Linked DNA regions of Mus musculus: region 2 is linked to region 1. The links are chromatin loops, found by intact Hi-C in ENCODE. Cell type or tissue: heart. All regions are shown on one strand. Links, peaks and the distances in the headings refer to the core of each region. The heading gives the core; the rest is flanking DNA.

Evidence for each region. Hi-C counts contacts between places; a loop is a spot of excess contacts. Peaks named below come from ENCODE experiments on the same cell type or tissue, not always from the same donor. Only the 100,000 strongest peaks of a DNase experiment are listed, where the experiment ranks them.
Region 2: a loop joins it to region 1, with 1.8 times the contacts of the local background. A loop is called at or near these places in 1 of 42 quality-filtered maps.

Annotation. Positions count from the first base shown.
Region 1 is chr15:76,089,932-76,095,758 of GRCm38, reverse strand. It overlaps Nrbp2 (nuclear receptor binding protein 2), which reads left to right and starts at 4,069. Exons shown (of 18, transcript NM_001358359.1): 1 at 4,069-4,388; 2 at 4,829-4,951; 3 at 5,020-5,121; 4 at 5,217-5,306; 5 at 5,473-5,513; 6 at 5,613-5,707. The coding sequence starts at 4,266. Gm41349 (a long non-coding RNA gene) reads right to left here and starts at 5,054. Exons shown (of 4, transcript XR_003951571.1): 1 at 4,703-5,054; 2 at 3,713-4,425; 3 at 1-330. In heart, for the core only: CTCF peaks have their summits at 2,834 (motif pointing right) and 4,345; a DNase peak (open chromatin) is centred at 4,028; H3K4me3 peaks cover 1,412 bases; H3K27ac peaks cover 1,347 bases; H3K27me3 peaks cover 3,304 bases.
Region 2 is chr15:75,979,262-75,985,088 of GRCm38, reverse strand. It overlaps Ccdc166 (coiled-coil domain containing 166), which reads left to right and starts at 2,804. Exons shown (of 2, transcript NM_146059.2): 1 at 2,804-3,288; 2 at 3,402-5,217. The coding sequence starts at 2,860. The coding sequence ends at 4,322. In heart, for the core only: no CTCF peak of the experiment used is centred there; a DNase peak (open chromatin) is centred at 3,168; H3K4me3 peaks cover 2,240 bases; H3K27ac peaks cover 1,387 bases; H3K27me3 peaks cover 1,788 bases.

The sequences.
Region 1 (5,827 bases), core at 1,029-5,028:
CTGAGAGTTCTACACCTTCATCTGAAGGCCACTAAGAGAAGACTGGCTTCCATGTGGTAGCTGGGAGAAGGGTCTCATTGCCCACCCCCCAGTGACACACTTCCTCCAATAAGGCCACATCTCCTTTCCTGGGCCAAGCATATTCAAGCCACCACAACAGCTCAAAGCACTTTCTGCTCTTCCAGAGGACTCAGGTTCCATTCTCAGAACCATCATGGAGGGTCACAACTGCCTGTAACTGCCGACTTGCTTCTGGCCTCAATGGGCACTTCATGAACGCAGCACATACAACATGCGCAGCCAAAGCACTGCACATACAATAAGGTAAATCTAGGAAGAAAGAAAAGAAACAAAGGAAGAAAGGAGTTAAGACAGTCACATACAGACCGGTATTGTTCAAGGATGTTGAGAGGAGAACCTGTTCACATGTCAAGGGGAGAGCTTCAGGAGAGATCCTGACTCTGGGATCCTGGACTTCTATGAGAAAATTAATTCCTGCTTTTTAACTTACCATGCCTCCTGTGGTATCTGTTAGGATAGCTCAAATAACCCCCTCTGCTTTTGTTTTTGTTTTTTCCAAGAAAGCATTTCTCTGTGTAACCCTGGCTATCCTGGAACTTGCTCTGTAGACCAGGCTGGCCTTAAACTCGCAGACATCTGCCTTCCTCTGCCTCCCCAGTGCTGGGATAAAAGATATGGGGGGCCACCACCACCCATCAATAACTGCCTGGTAATAATTGCTCTCTTAAAGAGAAGGGAAATGTTACATTGTATCACAAGTTCATTGTTGTTTTAGACTTCCATCTATTTTTTTTAGCCAATATTGAAAAGCGAATAAGCCTTCCTGTGGCATCCAGTAAGACTTCTCAACAAGAGAAATAACTTGTATGTCCACATTAGTCTCCTCCTCCCCCCTCCTCCTTCTCCTCCGAAGGCAGCTGAATGGTTGTTGAGTCTCCTGCATTCTGAATGCTGTGACTACTGATAACCCACAAAGAGCTCAAAGCTCATCCACGGAGAGCAGTGCCCGCCACACAGCACACATGTATTTGTCTGTTCTGTTGTATTGACCAAGTGCAAATTGATCTTTTGGGCACATTGTTGAAATGAATAAAAACGCAATCCTCAAGTCATCCTCGGAGGCCGTTTGGTGGGTATGATGGAGTTCCATCACTTGAGGAGGGGCCTGGTACCCAAGGAGCGCTTGGCTGCAGGACCCATCACTTCCATTTAGCACTGCTGCTTCTATTTCCTAGTAGTGAGTAATGATTAAATAGATGTCAATTCTCCTGAAATCTCTTGAAACAGCTGATTTTTTTCTTTTCCCCCTCCGTTGGTCGCTTCCAAACACACACACTCCCTAGGAACCGCTTCCAAACTTAAGTTACAGAGAGGCTGTTTGGCCCTCATTGACTGTTGTCGGGAAGCAGTAGTTTCCTGCCACATGGGGTGAGCTCCCCAAAGGAGCTTGGAAGATCAATATTGGTTTCCTTGGAACGAGAACAGAAGCCACGGCCTTGTGCCCATCCCAAAGGGGCCAGCCTCTCACTACCGCTTTCCTCTGGTCTTTGAGGCAAGTTTCGAAAAAACACAATGCCGGGTGCTGCCCATGAGGCGAGGGGCCTTCTCTCTTCCTCCCTGGAATATCTGGCCTCAGGGAACATCTGTCTAAGCCTGGAAAGCCACCTGCCAGAGGGAAAGAAATGGTCAGGAATTCAGAAACCAGACATCGGCTGCCTACCCTTCAGCAGGGACAGCCTCGGAGAGACCCAGAAGGGACACCCAAGGATCCCTGGGAGAGCTACAAGAGGTAGGAGAAAGGAATTGAGTGCTAAAGCACAAGACAAGATGTCAAGGGAGCAGATGACCATTGAGACGGGGTGTGCCCAGAGGACATTAATAGTAAGCATCTGGCAGGATGGGAAGATGGACAGGAGTAGAGGCGGAGACAGGAGGGCAACTGGGTCTGGAGCAGTAGCTGAGGAAAGTGACCAAGAACACACCTCAGCCTCAGACTCCATGCCCAATGTTGGATTCCAGAGTCCTCTCTAGATCCAACAAGAGTTTGTCTCAAAATAAGGCCATTTCCCAGGTACTAGGGGTTAGAGTGCACATACCTGTTTGACATGGGACTGGCTATAGGGAAGAAAATGAATTGAGGTTTGGTTCCTATGCAGCTGCCTCGGGAGACTCTTTGGACCACCTACTAAGCCTTCATGCATCCTTCTCCCACGCATCCATCACACCATTGATGAGGGCGTGGCATGTGATGAACATTACCCTTGGCACCAAGAGCAGACACCCTGCCCTTATAGATCCACATTCCATCATGGACAGATGAAACAGACCAACACAGGCAGGTCCAGCGCCAAATGTCATGGGAAAGTCTCGTGAGGCTAGGGAGGAGACAGGGTGTGCAAGCATGGAGCCTAGGGATGTCTTGTCGGAGAGATGACACCTGAGTCAACACCTGAAGGACGTGGCCTCAACGGGTGACAGAAGATGCATTCTATGTATAAGTCACAGTCAGCACAAAGAGGGATGGATGGGCCTGTCAAGTGCAGCAAACAGTCAGGAGGGCAGGTTTGACCTCCACAAAGGCTGCTTAGAGAAACCAGCTGTAGCAAACGTCTTGTGGAATGGAACCTAGGGGACGTCTGTGTGAGCATCCAGTTACCCTGTCCCCTACAGTTCTTAGACAGCATGTGCTACTGCCAGCTGTGATCTGTGCGTGCCACTAGCCTTGGTGTTGTGCATTGTTTTTAAGGTTTATTTTATGTGTATGTGATAATGAGTGCCTACATGTATGTGCGTTTGGTACCCATCAAGACCAGAAGAGGGCAGCAGATCCCCTGGAAGTGGAGTAACAGGTAATTGTGAACTTGTGTGAGTGCTGGGAATTGAACTTGGGTCTTCTGCAAGAGCAGAAGTACTCTTAACCAACGAGCCCTCAATGTCACATTTTTAAAAAACGGGTTCTATCTGTAGTGCCTGCCCCCCCCCCAAGAGGCTCTGCTAACACTGTGGTACAAGGCTCTTCATCATTTGTGTTCTTAGTGCAGACTCTCCAGTGTGGCTAGGGTCCTAGTTAAACAGACACAAATAGGTAGATCCAAGGACATGGGAATTGTCTTCCAAGCATTGGCCCTGTTCTGACTTCTAGGGCCAGTAGAGGGTTAACCCCTCCTGATCTGCTAAACTAGCTAACCCTTCTCAGGATAGGTAGAAGTCCACAGCAAGCTGCAGCATTCTGAGCGGGCTATGACAGAAGTCAGGAGCAGAGTGGGGGGCAGAGCTGGTCAGGGGTCAGATGATGTTTAAATCAGAGGACAGCCAGGGTCTCTATATAGAAAGGGGAGGTGCCGGTGGGTAGAAGGGCAGAGGTAGGACTGAGGGCAGTTGAGGGGTGGATAGAGGTTTTCGGGGGGTGGGGGAGTCTGCTGGATGTGACAAGTGAGAAATGCTCCCTCTTCGTGGTTCCATTGCTTCAAGGGAGCCCATAGTGGAACGGAGAGCGTCACATTTGGGGAGAAAAGAGAAACTCGCCATTATGAAAAGTGGGTTTGCACGGAATTCTGGTCCAGGAAGAGACAGGCAGTCAGGATTTAAAGAGTATCCCATCAGTCTCTGCTGCGGTGCATCTTTAGTGATGCGTTCCTTGGCTACCTGAGGAGGGAACTGGTCCCATTTCTGAGACCATATGGTTTCTTACCACTGAAGTGCCTGCCCCCAGATGCCCTTGACCCTTGATGCCCCATTCAGACTCTCTACATCGGGCCGAGTTCAGGACACTTGTCATGGGAGCAGGATCGGGATGCGGTGCTGGAAGAACTGGCTTCAAGAGTTGGGCAAAAGTGGTTCCCGAAGAGGCCAGGCACAGTCTGCTGGGAGAACCACAGCTGCCTGGGAAACCTTGGAGAGGCCTCCGCAGGAATGGGTGGTGCCTTTGAGGGGCGCGTCTCTTTGAGGCGGAGCTTTGGGGGAAGCAGGAGTGGTCTGGGAGGACGAGGCGTGCCTGGGGCGGGGTTCTGCCGCCCTGGATCGAGCTACAGTCCAGCACCGGCCTGCAGAGGCGGCTCCGGAGGGGCGGGGCGGCTCCTCCCTCGGGTCCGCTGCGAGCCCGCGCCTCCCAATTCCCGGAGCCGAGGAGGGCTCGCGGCGGCCGCTCCGCTGGGCTCCAGGTTGGGCTGCTGGGCGCTGGGCCAGGGCGGGCGGGAGCGGGGCGAGGGCTTGCGCGGAGGGCGGCGGCCTGGGCTCGCCGAGCCATGGCGGCCCCGGAGCCGGCGCCGAGGAGAGGCCGGGAGCGCGAGCGGGAGGACGAGAGCGAGGACGAGAGCGACATCCTGGAGGAGAGCCCGTGTGGCCGCTGGCAGAAGCGGCGGGAGCAGGTGGGCACGGGTGCGGGTGACGCCGCCGTCCCGTAGCCTAAGGATAGAAGCCATGGGATCCGTGGGGCCGAGCCAGTATGAGGGTCTCCCCGGACGCCCTGGCCTCTGGAGGCCCTCGGATCCCTTTGGCCCCAAGCCCTGGTGAGAAACCCCCATTCCTTGAACACCGGTGTCATACTGGGACCACCTCCACGTGCCTCTTGGATCCCTACTACCGCTCTGGGGATCTCCCCAACCTCTAAAACCTGCGTACCTTCTGGCCCAGCCCCTGGACACCACCCTTCTCCCCCTGGGTTCTTGATTCCCAGCCTTACCTCCTCAGCCCTCCCACTGAGCTGGGCAAGGCTAGCAGCACATTCACGGCTGGGGGAAGGTTGTGGCGGAGACCACGTCCACACCCTGGGTCTATTCGTATCAGGACACACATTCTTCCCACCTAGGTGAACCAAGGGAACATGCCCGGGATCCAGAGCACCTTTCTGGCCATGGACACGGAGGAGGGTGTAGAAGTGGTGTGGAACGAACTTCACTTCGGGGATAGGAAGGCCTTTGCGGCCCATGAGGTGAGGCCTGTCTATACCCGCTTTGCCCCATACCGTTGATTGGCCCCACAACCATCCTCTTTCCCCAGGAGAAGATCCAGACCATGTTTGAGCAGCTGGCGCTGGTGGACCATCCCAACATCGTCAAGCTGCACAAGTATTGGCTGGACGCCTCTGAGGCCCGCGCGAGGGTGAGCTAGGGGCGGGTGAAGGGCGGAGTGAAGCCACAGGCTGGGTGGGGCAGCATGGAGACCCACCCGCAACGGCGGAGCCCGCCTGCCCGCAGGTCATCTTCATCACAGAATACGTGTCGTCTGGCAGCCTCAAGCAGTTCCTCAAAAAGACCAAGAAGAACCACAAGGCCATGAACGCCCGGGTATGGGGAGTGGGCTGGGGACTGGAGGGAGTCCAGCAGAACTTAGGGACAGTAGTGGGGCGGGGGACTCCGAAAAACCTCGGTTCAGGAGTGGGGTAGCGGGCGGGCTCCGCAGGCTCAGCAGCCTTTTGGTGCCCACCCGACGGAGTCGTGCGTCCGCTGCCAGGCCTGGAAGCGCTGGTGTACGCAGATCCTGTCTGCACTCAGGTGAGAGCCTGGCCTTGCCCACGCGCTTGCCCCCTGCTCTGCACCTTTCCGCTGCTCTCTGACCCGGTTCTTCCTGCCTCTCATCCTCTATGCTTGCAGTTTTTTGCACGCCTGCAGTCCCCCCATCATCCACGGGAACCTGACGAGCGACACCATCTTCATTCAGCACAATGGCCTCATCAAGATCGGCTCCGGTGCTGGCGAGGCGGGGCAGGGGGCAGGGGGCAGGGGTGGGGAACCTGCGGGAGCCCTGGACAGAGACTGCCCAGTCTCCCCGCCCAACTGACATCCTGTCTTTCTCTCTGCGTTGGCTG
Region 2 (5,827 bases), core at 691-4,690, 110 kb after region 1:
TCAGCATTGACATACTTTCTCCAACAAAACCACATCTTCTAACTAAACACAGGGGTCTATGGGAGCCATACCTATATCATGCTTAGTATCATTTTATTTTTACTTATGCTTTATTATTATCACTATTATTATTATTTTGAGACAGGGTTTCTCTGTTCAAATCTGGATGTCCTAGAACTTGCTCTGGAGACCAGGCTGGCTTCAAACTCAGAGATCTACTTGCCTCTGTCTCTCCAGTACTGGGATTAAAGGCTTGTGCCACTACCACCGAGTTACTTACACATTTTTTTTAAAGACAGGGTCTTATGTAGCCCAGGCTAGCTTTTAGCTCCTTGATCACCCTGCCACCACCTTTCAAGTGCTAAGATTACAGGATCAAACCTTCACATGTGTCCCCAAACAGTTAAGAATACAAAACGAGGAAGGCAAAAAACAGTTATAATGGTAAGGACAAAACTTTCAGAAACACCCCAGGGGGCAGCAGGAATGTTTGTCTGTCTGCCGATCTGGAAGCCAGTCATCTTTGTCTTTTGCTCCCTCTTGAAAGCTGTGTGTAAACTCCATGTAGCTGAAATCTACTTTTGTGAACAAGGGCCTCTCTGTATAGCTCACTCACTTCCTCCTCTGTATACAGTCACATGGGGGATATCAGCAGCTCTCTATGGTAGTCTTTCTGGCCCTGCTGCTTCTTCATCTAAGCTACCAAAAGCATTCCTAGTGACATCCTCAGGATCTGCTGCCGGGTGACATCTCCCCAAATATACTGAGGAACACGGTGACACTGATGGAGCCTGGCATTGCATGGCACCCAGGTTTCCTCCAACTGGGTTTTTCCCCAGTGAGGCAAATAGACAGTGCAATTCTCAATTCTTCCTTGTTTAGGAAGCCAATTTGGTTCTAGTTGATTGTGTCTTTTTTTTTTTTTCTCTCCTCCTCTCTGAGGTAGGGATCTCTGCACATAGCCTTAGGTGTCCTGGAACTCAACTCTGTAGACCAGGCAGGCCTCAAACTCAAACATCCTCCTGCCTCTGCCTCCTGAGTGCCAGGATTAAAAGCATGTACCACCACTGCCCAGCCTCGCTGATCATGTCAAAGGTCTCTTTTGCCTCCTAGATCTGTGATTGGTCAAACACTACAAACACTTTGGGCGTTGTGTTCGAGAGTACTTCTAGGTGATCTTGGCTGCTGCCCTTTTGCTTGGCAGGGTGATGGTGACGTCCCTGTACAGAGTCAACACAAGCCCGTGGTTTATTTGCTGCCACTCTGCTGAGCCCGCACCCCCCACTGAATGGTTGTCACCTCCGGTATCCACTAGCAAACCGGCACACTGCTGATGTTTTCTGATCAAGATTGAATCCTGTAAAGACACTGTCCGTATAGAGCTCATAGCAAAAAGGGAGACATTAAATCCCCGATGGACCCCTTGTATCCTCTAGATGTCTGGCTTACGGGCAAAGAAAGCTAAGAAGGTAGAATGGATGGGCCTCGTGGAAAAGTGCACTGGCCAAAAAATAAAAATAAAAAGTGGGCAAAAGAGTCCATTTTTAACCTGAGGGGCACTTAGCACTCATTAATGGCCCACAGACAAGCAGGAAGCACTAGGTCCCTGGCTTCTCTAGCTTGCATCTGGCACCTTCCTACGTGGGCCCTTTTAAATTTATCACAGATCTACTAAGGGACTGAGCCCATGTAAATGGAAAGGGGGGGAGATTTTGAACCCCAGAAGGATGGGAAAGTTTCTATGCCAATCAGAGAAGTAGGGAAAATTTTACCTCCCTGAAGAACCTAGCCAATGAGGAATTCGGAGGGGGGGGGGGATATATAGGTGTGTGTGTGTGTATATATATATATATATATCACTGTTTTGAGCCAAACTTGCAGACTAGCTACTTTTGCCCTTTCAATAGGTTGCGCAGACTTAGCAAGGCTGTAAAATAAAGTTTCCCTTTGGTTTGGCTACCGAGTCTCCAGCGCTTGGATTATGAAATGAAGACCGTTGTTCATCGTGCATTTTATCTGAAAGGTAGTAGCATTCCATCAAGGCTTTAGATGCCAAGCGTCCCCTTAGAAATGCTGTGTGGAGCTGAGCGTGGTGGTGAATGCCTTTAATCCCAGCACTCCGGAGGCAAAGGCAGGCTGATGTCTGCGAGTTTGAAGCCAGTCTGGTCTACAAAGCGAGTCCAGGACAACCTGAGCTTTGTTACACAGGGAAACTCTGTCTCCACAAATAAACAAATGTTGTGGGGAGGCTTCATCCTGAGAGCATGAAGACTTCACAAGGAAAGGGGGAGAGCTCGCTCAAAGCTGGATAGAGGAGGGAGCGTCGGTGAGAGTCCCCTTATGCTGTGGGGCCTGAAGCGCAGCTAGTGGAGTGAAAGCAAGAGCACTAAGACCCGGGTGAGTGGAGGCTGGGCACTTGGAAGTTAGTTCAGTGTCTTGAAGCTGAAGTTCTGCCTGACCTGCGACACTGTAACTGAAGAATCATGCAAGGATATAAGAAACCTTAGGGAATGAATGATTGAGTCAAGCCGTTGCCAGAGCAACAGAATGGGATGAGGTCGAGGCACTGCAACCAAGTTCTGTCTCCATAGAGGTTGTTCAAGCTGGACATCAACATTCCTAGAGCTACGCACCAGGATGCGAAAGCTGTGGTCTGGAGGGAACGCTTATATACAGATTGGCCACGGTGCTCTCTGATCCTTAATCCTGCCTGCTCTGAACCTCATAATCAGAAGACACACCCTTGAACCTAGGGTGCAGTTCTCCAGAATTTTCGGGTTAAGAAGGGAGAGTAACTGAGCTGGGGGAGCGGGTGGAGCACAGCGCTCTCATGAGTCCAGTTGGCTTGGGCCTCAAGCCATGGCGCCCAAGAAGAAGCGCGGACAAAACGCGGGGCGCAAGCAGGAAACTACAGAGCAACCGCTCTCGGAGCGCGCGCAGTACCTACAGCGCGAGTACGCGTTGCTCTCAGAAAGCCTGGTGGCCTGTGAGCAGCGGATCGACGAGGTGCTGCAGGACAACGAGTTCCTGAACAGAGAGGCGCAGCGCCTGCGCGAAGAGAACCGGCTTTATGTCGGTTACGTGAGCGCGCACGCTCTGCGCTGCGCCAACGCCGTCGTGCGCGTCGAAGACCAGAACCGCATGGATCTGGCGCAGATCCGGTGGCAGCGAGCGGAGCTAGCGTCCTTCTACCACGGCCGTGAGGACGGGGTGCGCGCTCAGCTGCAGGAAATGAAGAAGCGCGCGGAAAACATGACGCAGCGGGTGCAGGAGCTCCAGCCCTACAAGGCCAGTGCGCGCGCCCCCCGAGGACCGGGCGGGCTCCAGAGGGATGGGCGCGCTCCCTACCGGTGCGCTGATCGGCGCCCCCTGCTCCCCAACCCTCACCCCACCCCATGTAGGAGCTGCAGCTGGAGCAGCTGGCGCGAATCCGGACCCTGGAGCGCGAGCTGCTGCACATGCGCGTGGAGCACACGCAGCTCCTCCACGGGGTGAAGCGACGCTTCCTAGATGAGAAGACGGCTTTCGAGCGGGAGGCGCGGCTGCAAGTGCAGTCCCTGACGCGCCGCTCCGAGCGGGAGGCCGCACGTTCCCTCATTTCCCACGCACAGGCCCTCAAGGCGGACAACGGGTATCTCCGACAAGAACTCATGAGACTTCTCCAGAGGACCCAGTTACTGCAGGACATGCGACAGCAGCTGCTAGAGCAGCGGGAGCAGCTGCGCCGGGAGCATGTGGACTTGAAGAACCTGGAGCAAATGCACGGCTGGTTGCAAAGGGGCCCCGGGGGGCCACCGCTCTGGCAGCCACCCCAAAGCCTCCAACCCAGCTTGCGCATCGGGTCAACCAGTCACGTTTTAAAAGCCCAGGCTACGCCCCAGTCAGTTCCAACCTCCCGGGGCCAATCCATGGATCTGTCACACCGACCCTCCAAGACTCCATCTATATTGTCCAGTGAGTCTCTTCCGGGCCTATCTCAGAAGGCTGGGTCAGTGATTGCTCTCCGGAGTCCATCACATCCAGGATCTCGAGTCTCATCTCTGACTCCATCACGCAAGGACTCGCGTGTCTCATCCGCGACCCCGTCACGCAAGGGCTCCAGGGTTCCATCCATGACCTCTGGTACCTTGCGGTCGCGCGAGGGCTCTCGGATCTCTCCACAGCCCTCCTTGCGTGAGGTCTCTCCAGAAATTGACACACCTGCAAAGTCCAGTTCCAAGCTTCCCACAGCCCTGTTGGAAGATCAGGCCCCTCTCAGCCCACAGTTGGAGGAGGCAGAAAACGCTGAAGACGACACAGAAACTGTCTTGGAGCAAGCCTGAACCCACACGAGGAGGCAGGCCAGTAGGGCATAGGGTGGAGGACAAACCTTGGAAGATTTCTTGGTGCATAGATATGTTAATAAAAGTGTTAAATAAGCTCTGTGACGCTCTGACACTTGCCTGGGTCGATGCCCTTGTATTTCAAGTGAGCAGAGGCCTGCTATTCGAGCTACAGCAGAGCTGGTTGTATCCTTGGCTGCTGGAATTCGATGTTCTTCCACCAACAGCCAGCAAGGCAGGCAGGCTTAGGGAAAGTTGGGTAGTGTAATTTCAGCAGCAGAGGGCAGATTCTGTTCTCAGCACAGGGAGAAGTTACTGGGCTTTTCCAATGCTTTATATAATACGCACACACACATATGTATGTAGGTATGTATATGTATATATGTATATACATTCCAATTTAGGGAACACTGCAAGAATTATTAGGAATTCCCATTGCCACCCATCTAGATGAACAGGGATGCATGTTATATATTTGGTACTTTCAGCCATCCGGGATTCTGTTGGAGACAGTTATGCCCCTTAATTTTAAATATATCCCTGTGTTTACTGAATAGGACTTTGACCTGTTTTCTTCCGGTGCTGGGTGTTGAACCCAGGGCTACCTCCTGAGCTACAGCCCAAGCCCTGTCCCAACTTTCTTCAAGACATGATTAAAATTAGGAAATGCACCTTGGAGAAAATACTGTAAACTAAATCATACTGGCCAAATTGTCCCTGTGGTGTCTGTAGCTAGCTATGGATCTTACCTGGGTCACATCTTACATTCCATTGTGCTGGTCTGTCCTTTCCTTTATAGAAAGGGTCTGTATAGGTCAGGCTGGCCTTGAATCCAAGAGATCCTCCTGCCTCTGTCTCTTCAGTGCTGAGATTAAAGGCATCCACCACCACCTCAGCCCCGTTGTCTTGTCTTTTTTTTTTTAAACTTCTTTTTAAAGATTTATGTATATGAGTGCACTGTAACTGTCTTCAGACACACCAGAAGAGGGTGTTGGGTCCCATTACAGATGGTTGCGAGCCACCACGTGGTCACCAGGGATTGAACTCAGGACCACTGGAAGAGCAGTCAGTGCTCTTAACCGCTGATCCATCTCTCCAGCCCTCTTTGTCTTAATGTACAAGACCAGTCGTTAGAGCACTCCTTAACTGAGTTTTGGAGTCTGTTGGCTTTGAGCACCTTTCCTGTCCAGGAAGTCCAGGGCAGTTGACACCTCCTGACCCAGGGTGCAAGATGAGGGAGCCCACAGCCTTGGTACTTCTGTCATTGCCTTGGGGATCTTGTGTTCAGGGACACAGGCATCAACAGAAATCCCATGGACGTTCTACCTGTTTGGACCAGGGTAGGCTGGCTAGACAGTTGCTAGAACTTTGATGCAGCTATTTCTGGGACAAGATTGGATGGGAGTAGCAAAGTAGAGGTCACTCACCCAAGAGATCAAATTAAAGAAATTTAATTTGCCTGGTGGTGGTGGCTTGTGCCTTTAATCCCAGCACTCGGGAGGCAA